2 separate regions of the Mus musculus genome follow, and region 1 is linked to region 2. A link is a loop called in an ENCODE intact Hi-C map of the cell type or tissue named here. Cell type or tissue: gastrocnemius. All regions are shown on one strand. Each heading gives the region's core, and the rest is flanking DNA. Links, peaks and the distances in the headings are about the cores only. Region 1 holds the start of Cyfip1 (cytoplasmic FMR1 interacting protein 1). Region 2 holds the start of Tubgcp5 (tubulin, gamma complex associated protein 5).

Region 1 (5,378 bases), core at 329-5,328, 48 kb before region 2:
CAGGAGTTAGTCCTTTCCTTCCACTGTGGGTTGTAACTCAAGTTGTCAGACCTGTCTGTCACCTATACCTACTGTGTGTCACCTATACCTGCTGTGTGCCACCTATGCTCACTGTGTGCCACCTATACCCACTGTATGCACCTATACTCCCTGCATGCCACCCCACCTTCCCAAGGCTCTACTTTTCAAAGCACTGACTTTACTTCTTACAGACATATTTGACTAGTGTTTTTGTAACCAAATAATATTATATATATATATATATATATATATATATATATATAAAATCATTAATTTTTCACTTTAATGGTGTTTGGCTGGTAAAACACCTTGGACGGCCTTAAATATAGCCACCCCCTCCCCAACACCCCCATACTTATTACTGAGAACATAGAACCATCTTAAATGCAGACTCCAAGATTGCCACAGGACTTTCTGGAGAAAGCAAAATAGCACTATGAAAAGATCAGCAGTTGCCAAGAGTTGATGGTATGAAAGACCTCACTACAAGGGACACAGGAAAGAAAATCTTGAGGTGATAGGAACCAGTTTGGCATCTTAATTACAGTGGCAGTCAACACTCCAAAGCATGAATATTACTATATGTAAAGTTAAAAACACGCTTAAGTGCCAGGGAGATGGCTCAGTGGATAGCCGTACAGGATTTCAGATCTCAGAACCCACATAAACGACAATGGGCATGGCAACCTCCCTCAAGTCCCATTGCTTCCAAGGCGGAGACAGGGGACCTCCGAAACAAACTGGCGAGCAAGACTAGTCCAATCAGTGAACTCTAAGTTCAGCTGAGAGACCTTGTATCAAAGAATAAGGTGGAAAACGCCAAATCAGCCTCGGGCCTCTACATGCACATACAAACACATTCACACACCTGTGCACCCACATCTAAAAACACACATACCACAAACACACACATACAGTGTTTATTCTTTAAAAAAACCTTAATACATACTTCCTCAAATACACAAATACTTAGAGGATGTATTTTCTTAGAGAGACTTTTCAACTGCAGCATTTTATCAAGGTTACAGGGAAGATGCTGTTAGGGGAAGAGGGAAAGAGAAGTATTCCCCGCAACATTCCTACTGAATTCTTACAATGCATGTCTGCAGTAACTTACATGTATTTAAAAACTGAATTAATTCTTTCAGGCTATGTGCTTGTAGGCTTTTTAATAAGAACCACTAACATACTCAGAACTAGGGGAAGGCTGGTATTCAGGTATACCACCGGTCTCGCGTGCTTCAACTTCCAGCCAGTGAACTTGGCCAGGGTCTAGGATCAATACCCCCACCTTGGCAAGCGCTGATCTCAGTATCAGTACCTGTAGGAGTACCCCAGTACCAGCGGTGCTTCAAACACGACTCAACTAAGCGATCTGTTAGCCGACAACCAAGAGAAATCTCTGGGCTCCCCCATGCAACACACGGATTGCCCGATGCTTCCCTCTGCCTCGCCCTCACCGATCCCCAGTTGCATATCTCTTCCTTCTTTTCTCACACTCACGAAATGTTACAAATTACGCAGATGCTTTAGGCTTAAAGTACAAAATTCGTTACGAATGTGCGGCGGCGCACTACTGCTCCTGAACAATCCCGTTTCCTTAACAAAGCCCAAAATGCCTCTCTCCAAGAATCTGAGGACGGCTTCCCTAGACCACACTCTCCTTCCTTTCCTCTGAAGGCAGAACCATGGTGGACTCGGGGTTGTTTTGCCACTTTAGTGCAACATAAACTATTCGTCGCTCCTTACTTTTCAATAGTAAAATACTAAATATTAACGTTGTCTCTTCCTCTTTGGAGCTAAACCTCGTGCCGGAAGCGCGAGATCTGGGATCCTAGTATCCAGGGTGAGTCGGGGCGGGGGTTCGGGGACGCGGGGGTCCGGGACGCGGGAGCCGGGCCACCGGAGTGCAAGTTGTGCAGCGCGGAGGGAACAGGGAATCTGCACTGGGAAGCCCGTGGCCGGGGGATTCTGGAATGTGATTCCGGGGAGGGAGCCCTGGAGCCGCCGAGCTGGGCCGGGAGTCCCGGGCTCCGGAGCTGCCGTGCAGAGACCGGGAGACTCGAGAGCCCAGGAGGCAATCCCGGGAGGCCGTGCGGTCCCGGAGGCTGCGCCGAGGCCGTCTGCAGGCTCGCCCCACCGGACTACAGTGGAGCAAGGACCCCGAGGCCAGGCGACCGCCCTTACCTGGTCTGCGCCGCCTTCGGTTGTCCAGGGCGGGCCCCGGGAGCTTTCCTACCCCAATGAGTCACTTGGGCGGGTCGGGAATGCACCAGGAAACACCCGGCCTCCTCCCCTTCCTCCGGGGCGGCGCTGCTCGGCTCGGCCTCTTCCTCCCGGCGCTCCTCCCTCCTCCCGCTGGCTGCCTTGGGTCCGGCTCCTCTAGGCCAGCCCGGTCGGCCCCCAAGTCTCCCCAAGTCTCCCGTACCGTAGCCCCGCCTGCCGCTTGCTGCTCAGGTCACCGCAGCAAAGGAAGCCGGGATTTGCTTGGTGGGCTCCACCCGTCAAGCCGGCTGGGAGAGGATGAAGACTCAGCGCCACACTGCCATGCTCACCAGCCTCAAGAGTTTTCCCTGATTTGGGGGACCTCTGTTGAAGCTAAGGCCAAATGAGGAAAGAATTCCAGGACTAGCCAGCATAGAGCTGGAAGTTTTACTAAAGATACTTTAAAAAAAATTTAAAAAAAAGGAATTCATTATGTGTATGAATGTTTGGCTTGCTTGTGTGTCTATGCACCACGAGAGTGCCTGGTGCCCGCAAAGGTCCAAAAAGGGCGTTGGATCCCCCAGCAATTGGGTGTGGGCCAGTGAGCCCATACATGGGCCATAGGAATTCAACATTCGTTTTCCTATAACTTGTCCTCAGTGATGGTGAGAAGCCTCAGTAAATCCATGAGTGATGGGCTTATCTTCCTCCGCATGTCCCCCAAATTTTCACTGCCTCCTGTCCTGCCTCTGGTTGAACTTCAAAAGAGATACAGAAGGTACAACCATGACAGAGAAGGGGCGCATGTATGTATTAAATGGTGGGTGCAAGGCTGGAGCGGCATGTAAAATGCTCCAGACCCAAGGAAGAACCCATTCTGGCCCCTAAAGTAACAGTGCTACCATCTCATCTGCCTTCTGAGGACTGGCAAACTCAAGTTCAGACTCCTAGGAATGGCTGACAACAGAAAACCTGACTTGAATTTGCCCTCCCTAAACCCGCAGAAAAGGAAGGGAAAAGTTAGTTAACATACATCTTAATGCTGAACTTAGTAGAATAGCTCCAAACTTCCTACCCTTCTTCACTCCGGACGCCCCTCCTTACTGCTAAGAATTTGGACATTTTGTTTGTCGTTGGGGTCTGACAGTAACTAATGTAACCCAGGCTAGCCTTGAACACCAGATCATGTCTCCATCCCTCAAGTGCTGAAATCACAGGCATTCACCAACATGCCTAACTCCCACACCAGTTTGTTTTCCCCAACTTAACAGAAATAAATCTTTACTAAGTAACTTTTAATATCAGAAAAATAAAACTCGTGTAATTGTATTTACAACAGACACACATCAGTGTTTTCACCATCTTAGGTTTACCACAAAATGTGAGATGTTAAACTTATTCAAAAGTATAATCCTTGTAGCTTCTCTACATATGCATAACAAGAGTATAATAAAAATTACAAAACCTAAACTATAATGATAATACAAATGTAACATGTTGATTCCTTGGCGCAGCAAAAATACAAAACGCATGCTTGACAATGTTCCCCTGCTTCCACAGAACTGTAATCTAGAGATTAAGATTCAATACTGGCATTTAACTATCCGACAAGCAATTTGAATTATATCATTATATGCTGTAGAGAGAATCTCAGTGTCACCTGTCACTAAAAATGCCTATGCCCAATGAGCTGAGGCAGCAAATAGGAGATGGGACACTGGCAAGAAGAGAGGAGATTCTGGGAAATAGTGAGAATATAAAAGGAACCCATAGGGAGGGACTGTGAAGGATTCAAGCAAGTCTCTGAGGGAGAGAAGCTGAGGAGACACAAAGGAAGAAGCAGGCTGGGACTGGAGGAGAGGTAACTAACAGTGTGTGAGACATAGAATAGTTTAAAGGGTTAGATAAGTTACAATCTAGTCAGGGACTGAGCCAATGCTCGTGGCCTAGGCATTTATTAAAAAGTTGTTAGTCTCACAGTGATCATTCTGGGAGCAGGGGCTGGGAGGAAAAACAGATTGATTTGTTTTTACAATATTTCATCAATGCAACTTTTTTTATACTAAAAAAAATAAAAATAAAAACCATTTGTGAGGGCTGGAGAGATGGCTCAGCGGTTGCTCTTCCAGAGGTCCTGAGTTCAATTCCCAGCAACCAGGTGGTGGCTGTAGTGGGATCCGATGCACTCTTCTGATGAGTGTCTGAAGACAGTTACAGTGTAAATAAATAAGTAAAAATAAACAAATCTTTTTTTAAAAAATTAAGAACTTTTAAATGAAATGGAATTTTTCAAGTGGAAATGAAGGTTAAAATTGACCTATTTATTATTGAATACACACGAGATTTAAATTTTTTTTGTGCTGAGAGAAAATAAAAGCTCTTTTGTGGGGAAAATAATTCTTCAAAATATAATTAGTAGAAAACCCACCAGTGTGTTTCAATGCCAGCAGATATGAGAACATACTAAAGGTGAAGTCCCACACACCCACAGGTGAAATGCACAAGTATATTTTAAAGAACTCTTTGCTTGTAACTGGAAATGGGTTTGAAATTATGTAAACTGACTAGAGATTGTCACAGCTGTTCCCATGATTTATGGCAAGTGCAACACTATCTCCCTCCCTTTCTCCTGTCTTAGTGAAGAATACAAATATATTTATAGCTAGGCAGTGATGGCACACGCCTTTAATCCCAGCACTTGCTAGGCAGAGGCAGGCAGATCTCTTGAGTTCGAGGCCAGCCTGGCCTACAGAATGAGTTCTAGGACAGCCATGTCAGTTACACAGAGAATCCCTGTCTCGGAAAAAACCAAACAAATTAAAGCATATATATATTGTATATATAAAACAAATTAAAGCAAATATATATGTATTATATACAAATATATAAGCAAATATATATTTATATATGTGTGTATGTATATGTATACATTTGCATATACCTATATACATATATATACATTGTACAAGAAAATATGGATTGAACGTAAGGTATTCCACGTGTTGATATGTAGTGTAAATATCAATTAATAACTTGATTAAATTAGTGAATGGAATGTTCACATCTTCAATTTTCAGGCAATATAGGTGCATCCAGAGCCCATACTGAAATGGAGGGACCCAAAGGGTCATTGCCACATCCACTAAGGGAGG
Region 2 (5,378 bases), core at 301-5,300:
GTACCTAAGGGTGGCCTTGGAGCCCCTGACATAATATAAAAGCACATTTGGGATACGGCTGCTATCTGAGAAATTCAAGGTAGCCAAATAGTGCTGATTTCTGTAACCGTAGTAAATTCCAAGTGAGACAGCAAACAAGAGCACACTGCTTATGTCCTACCAAACCTGAGGCCACAGCTACCCCATTCTCTCTGAGGCCCTGCTCCAGTCAGGGGATACTACTAAATAGAGCGTTCATGAAGAGATAACACAGTGATGATAATTATACTGCACAGAGTGACTGCAAAAGCCCGGCAGTGAGCAGTGGTGGCCCACGCCTATAACCACAACATTCTGGAAGCAGAGGCAGGTGGGATCTCTGAGTTTGAGGCCAGCCTGGTCTACAAGGTGGGTTCCAGGACAGTCAGAGCGTCACAGAACCCTGTCTCGGAACGACAAAGAGCAGCAACAGCAACAAGAGTGACTACAACTGGAGAGCTCACGGCTGAAGGCTTACCTTTATTTTCTCTGTGCTGGGAAGAGATGCATTTAGGAACTCCTTAGTTAATCTCTTCCAACTAGCAGCTTTGTTGAGATCAGAATGAATGGTGAATTTTTCATAAATTCTAAAATGTTAAAAAAAAAATCAATTAGTACCTAAATAGCTTTTGAGAACGCATCAATGAATACATATAGACAGAGAATCAACATACCCTTCTATTGTTTTTTCTACTTTGTGACTGTTGACATCCAAGAAACGATGAAATCTGGTAAAGATAAAATACAGTTTTTAATGTCAGTGTCACATGGCAGTATTTACTGTCAGGTAGCTAAGTATACTTGAGTCACAGCTCTCCATGTCCCTGCATATGTCTGACACCCCTGACAACCTGTCCTCTGGCTCCTTTGTCTTTTTATATGTCCCACAGTTATGTTCAGTATAACATATTTTCCTAGGGTTTTTGCTAGATCTTGCTATGTGGCTCTGAGCTCACTAGGAAGCTAAGGATAGCCTTCAACTCACAGCAATCCTCCTGCCTGAGCCACCCAAGTGGGTATACTTTTTAGTGCAAAATTCTGATGTAATTATAGGCATACATCATTGTGACTGGATTTTCTTTGTCTTTTTAATGTAAGAGAGAAGCCCAGTGAAATCTTAACATTTGTCCTCTGAATAATTCTGCTAAATGTACAAAATGAAATACAAAGAAAAGCAAACATATTCATGTACAATTATCAAATATTTAGAAAGCTTTGAAAGGGTCTGGAGAGATGCCTCGGGGGTTAAGAGCCCACGCCATTGCTCAGGGTCCCCAGGTTCTATTCACAGCACCCACAGGCTGTTTATAATCCCAGTTCCAGGGGATCAGCTGCCTTGGGCACCAGGCACACACATGCACACGTGTACACAGAGTCAAATCATACACATAACATCATCAACAACAAAACCTAAAATTTAGCAGTGGGACCAAAGGCTGTCATTAATGTAACAACGAACAACATGTGGAAATAAAGCAACTGTAACACAAGGTGACTGCCACATGTTTTCTACGGGTGACACTGGTGACAGAGTGTTATAGGTATGCTTTTAGTACTTCTGTTATACTATGCAGCATCTATGTCTCTTCCCAACTCTAAAATGACTATCCCCTCCCTCCTATCTGCCACTAGAAAAAATACTTGTGGTACATCTGCTTTTCGAGTTACCTGACTTCTTTGAATCCTTGTTCTTTCTATAGGTTATAACTAGAAATTGCACTTGTGGTTTTGGATCGTTGGCTTGCTTCCCATCAACCTGAGAGGTCTGTAGTCTCACGAACTAGGCAGACACTCACGTCCTGCGCTTAGAATCAGGATCACAGTCTGACAAACTGTTCACTGTTTAGGGTGACTTCTACTAGACATGCTATGTGTTGCTCAATAGTAGAACTTGAATTTGTTTTATGCAATGCAAAGGGAGGACACAGAAGCGGGGAAACTTGTAAGTGGTCCGAGCAAGAGAAGAGGGGGGTTGGTGAGACAAACAAAAAACAAAACAAAACAAAAAACCCCCAAAAAACCTAACAGGATGTGATCAGAATTTGGCGCTAAAAATTCACTTTCCCAGCCATCAAATGACTTTTGATGTGCACCGTACTGCGTGCGGGTGAGCAGAGTCAACAGCTCTCTAGGAATGTGCCGCTGCAACTGCGGGTTTCTCGCAAGGGCACCTAAGGGGAAACCAAGGCACAGCAGCTGCAGCAGACGCAGGGGTGCCGGAGGCCGCACTCCCGACCCGGACCCGCCCGCCCGCGCGACTTCAGCTCGTAGCCGCGATCCCACACCTGAAGTTGGACCAGACGAAGTCCAGGGCCAGCTGGAAGTTGGGGTCCGCCTCGTCCTGCAGCCCCGTAACCTGCCGGACGAGCTCGCACACATCATGCTCCAGCTGTCTGTCCATCCGGCTCCCGGACGACTTAGGCCGGGCCATTGCCGCGGCGTACCTATCAGGATCTCTGCTAAGTGGCGACTGTTCTCGCGAGAGTTCCGCCCGTCCCGGCACCGGGGTTTCGAGATGTGGAGGATGTTTCCGCGAGAGTTCCGGCAGCCCCGGAGCTGTGCCTGGGAAAGGTGCTGATGGGAGTGGATGCTGGTTGCTGGATGCGGTGCGTCCGTGGGTGGGGAAGAGATGTGCTCTTTCTGCTTGCACACCGGGAAATCCGAGAGTCTTCAGACAGCTAACCATTATTTATTATTAATCATTGTTAATAAGGGACTCTGGATACTCCTGATTAACGATTTAAATTCTGATGCATTTTGAGCCAACCAGTTTTTTGGTTCCAGGGTATAGTTTCCGACATTTTTGAACATCGTGACTTATTTGTTCATGCTCCGGCCTTCACTTTCTCCTCCAGACGACCTAAACTGGGCTCTCAGAGCTCCCCAACTAAACACATGCTTCTGATTAGACCAGGAACATATGGTTAAAGCAGCGATAGTGCCCATTTATGTATTACAATGGCTCTGAACCTTCCAAATGCTGTGACCCTTTAATATAGTTCCTCTCGCTGGGATGACCCATAACCATTAAATTATTTCGTTGCTACTTCATAGTTATACTTTTGCTAGTTTACGAATTGTAATGTAACTATCTGATGTGTGATCCCTACTGCGGGTCACTGCCCACATGCTGAAACTGCTGGTTTATTAGTAAGGTGGAGATGTATGTGAGGGCCAGCTGTCTGTCACCCACTTGATGGCCGGGGATGCTTTTCTGTTACTGTTCTTTGTGCACCCACAGCTTTGGGTTAGGCCGACCTTCCCTATGGAGGACTTGTCCTTGTTACAGTACAGGCAGTTGTGCTTTCTTGTTAGAACCCTCGAACAAGTTCTCAAGAAAGGGAAAGTGGCTCTGAGTTCAAGGCCAGCCTACAGAGTGAGTTCCAGGACAGCCAGGGCTATACAGAGAAACCCTGTCTCGAAAAAAAAAAAAAAAAATCAGAACAAAACAACCAAAACAACAACAGCAACAACAAACCCAAAACAAAACAAAAAAAGCTGGCTTACTTAATAAAGTTGCTGGCTGTCAGGCCTGGCTGCTTGCATCCCATCGTGTGGACTCACATGATAGGAGAGAACCATGTCCCATAAGTAGTCTTATAATTCCCATGTGTGCGTACCTCCACCCCATACAAAAATAAATTTTAAAACGTCATTTTCAAAATATAAAAAGGGGAAAGCACTCTTGAGAGCAGACGTGGGCAAAGTCGTCAGAGCAGCAGCTGGAGCCTTTGAGCCTTTATAAATCGTCCGCATTAGGTAGCACCTGCCACCCCAATTGGTACTTGCCTGACTTTTTCTTAGACGAATCCCTCACGAGGAAGGTCTTTGTTGAGGCCAGGCTAAGTTACTCCATATTGAATAAAACAGTTGTTATCCCCTAAGCTGTGCACTGCCCCAGGAGACTGTTTTACAAGAGGCCTTTGACTCCATTCTGCAGCTGAGTAGATCCAGAGAAAGCAGCAGATAGGCACCCGCGTAAAGCAAAGACAGTTAGCTTGTCCCTGGGACTAGAGAGGGAGCCACACTGTAAGTTGAATGGGGGAGACTTGGAACTGTGAAGGCAGACTGACGTATTAAATCTGGCAAACCAGGCACAAGGACTTATCAAACATACCAGATGGAGAAAATGCTGTGTCTCCCTCATGTGGATGCCATAAGTGATAGACACCCACCACTGTGATGTTATGGCTGCACACAAACCTATTATATGGTGTGTGCATCAAGGACTTGGCTAAGTCCCCCACTGTTGATGTAGCCTCCCCACTGCCTCAAATGCCCAGTTGTTCTCCTGCTGATCTGGAGCTAATCTGCAGTGCTCTGATCCTGACTTATTTTCTGCTACAGACCAGGCTTGCTGTCTTCATCCTGAATCCAGATTTCGCAGCTTCACACTCAAGCCTGACTCGAGCAGCTTCACCAGCAGTTTCTACCACTAGCTTTCTCCTGGCACTGGTCTGACTTGTTTATACAGATCTTTTCTCCATCCACTTCTGAAACCTCTTGTACTCATTCATTCTGTAGCCTACACACACACACACACACACACACACACACACACACACACACACAGGGAGACAGACAGACAGACAGATAGACAGAGATAGAGACAAGGACAGATTTGGATATATTTATTGTGTGCTGTGTGATATGAGACTTGATATTGGTAATTAAGGTTGGAACTTGTATTCATCTAGGCGGATGTGTTTATAAAAAGATAAAGAGAGGAGGGGATATGTTCTATGGAGCTGTGGTGAGGTATGGAAGAAGAGGGTGTCTCAGCAGGCCCATAGAATAGAGTTTATTCAGGGCATGGGGAGGGGAGTTAAGAGGGTAGTAGAGTCAGAGAAAGGCAGAGAGAGAGAGAGGAATAGAGAAGAAGAGGAGTAGAGGAGTAGAGGCTGGCCATGAGCACGTGAAGAGAGACGGAGAAGGGAATGGGGAGAGATGGGGGAAGGGACAGAGTGGGAGCAAGAAGGGAAGAGCAAGAAGGGGGGGTGTCATTCAGCCTCTTTTATAGTGGGTCAGGCCTACCTGGCTATTGCAGGGTAACTGTGGGGAGGAGCATACCTGGCTCCTGTTGCCAGGTATCTCTGTGGGGTTGAGCTTAGACAGAATGCTAACATAGGCTACCAAGATTTTATGGCAAATTGCTGTCATTAAAGCCAGAAAGCCTTGTGAATTTATTGCTATTCAATAAACTCTGACATTGTGGAAAGACACACCACAAGTGTGCCTATGTTTAATCTGCCAACTGGCTTGAGCTCTCTCCCGGTGTTGTGTAAAGCTCAGATGAAGAAGCGTCCAGTTTCCCTGAAAACAGGCTTGCTTTGTATGCTAATTTGGGTGCTGTTGTCCCC

What was found. Peaks named below come from ENCODE experiments on the same cell type or tissue, not always from the same donor. Only the 100,000 strongest peaks of a DNase experiment are listed, where the experiment ranks them.
Region 1: it touches region 2 in a loop (2.7-fold over the local background); 7 of 42 quality-filtered maps call a loop at or near these places.

Annotation. Positions count from the first base shown.
Region 1 is chr7:55,839,138-55,844,515 of GRCm38, reverse strand. It overlaps Cyfip1 (cytoplasmic FMR1 interacting protein 1), which reads right to left and starts at 2,445. Exons shown (of 31, transcript NM_011370.3): 1 at 2,209-2,445. In gastrocnemius, for the core only: a CTCF peak has its summit at 2,304; DNase peaks (open chromatin) are centred at 1,397, 2,342 and 2,793; H3K4me3 peaks cover 2,430 bases; H3K27ac peaks cover 2,362 bases.
Region 2 is chr7:55,791,266-55,796,643 of GRCm38, reverse strand. It overlaps Tubgcp5 (tubulin, gamma complex associated protein 5), which reads right to left and starts at 2,519. Exons shown (of 23, transcript NM_146190.3): 1 at 2,304-2,519; 2 at 693-746; 3 at 497-605. The coding sequence starts at 2,449. In gastrocnemius, for the core only: no CTCF peak of the experiment used is centred there; a DNase peak (open chromatin) is centred at 2,509; H3K4me3 peaks cover 1,942 bases; H3K27ac peaks cover 1,317 bases.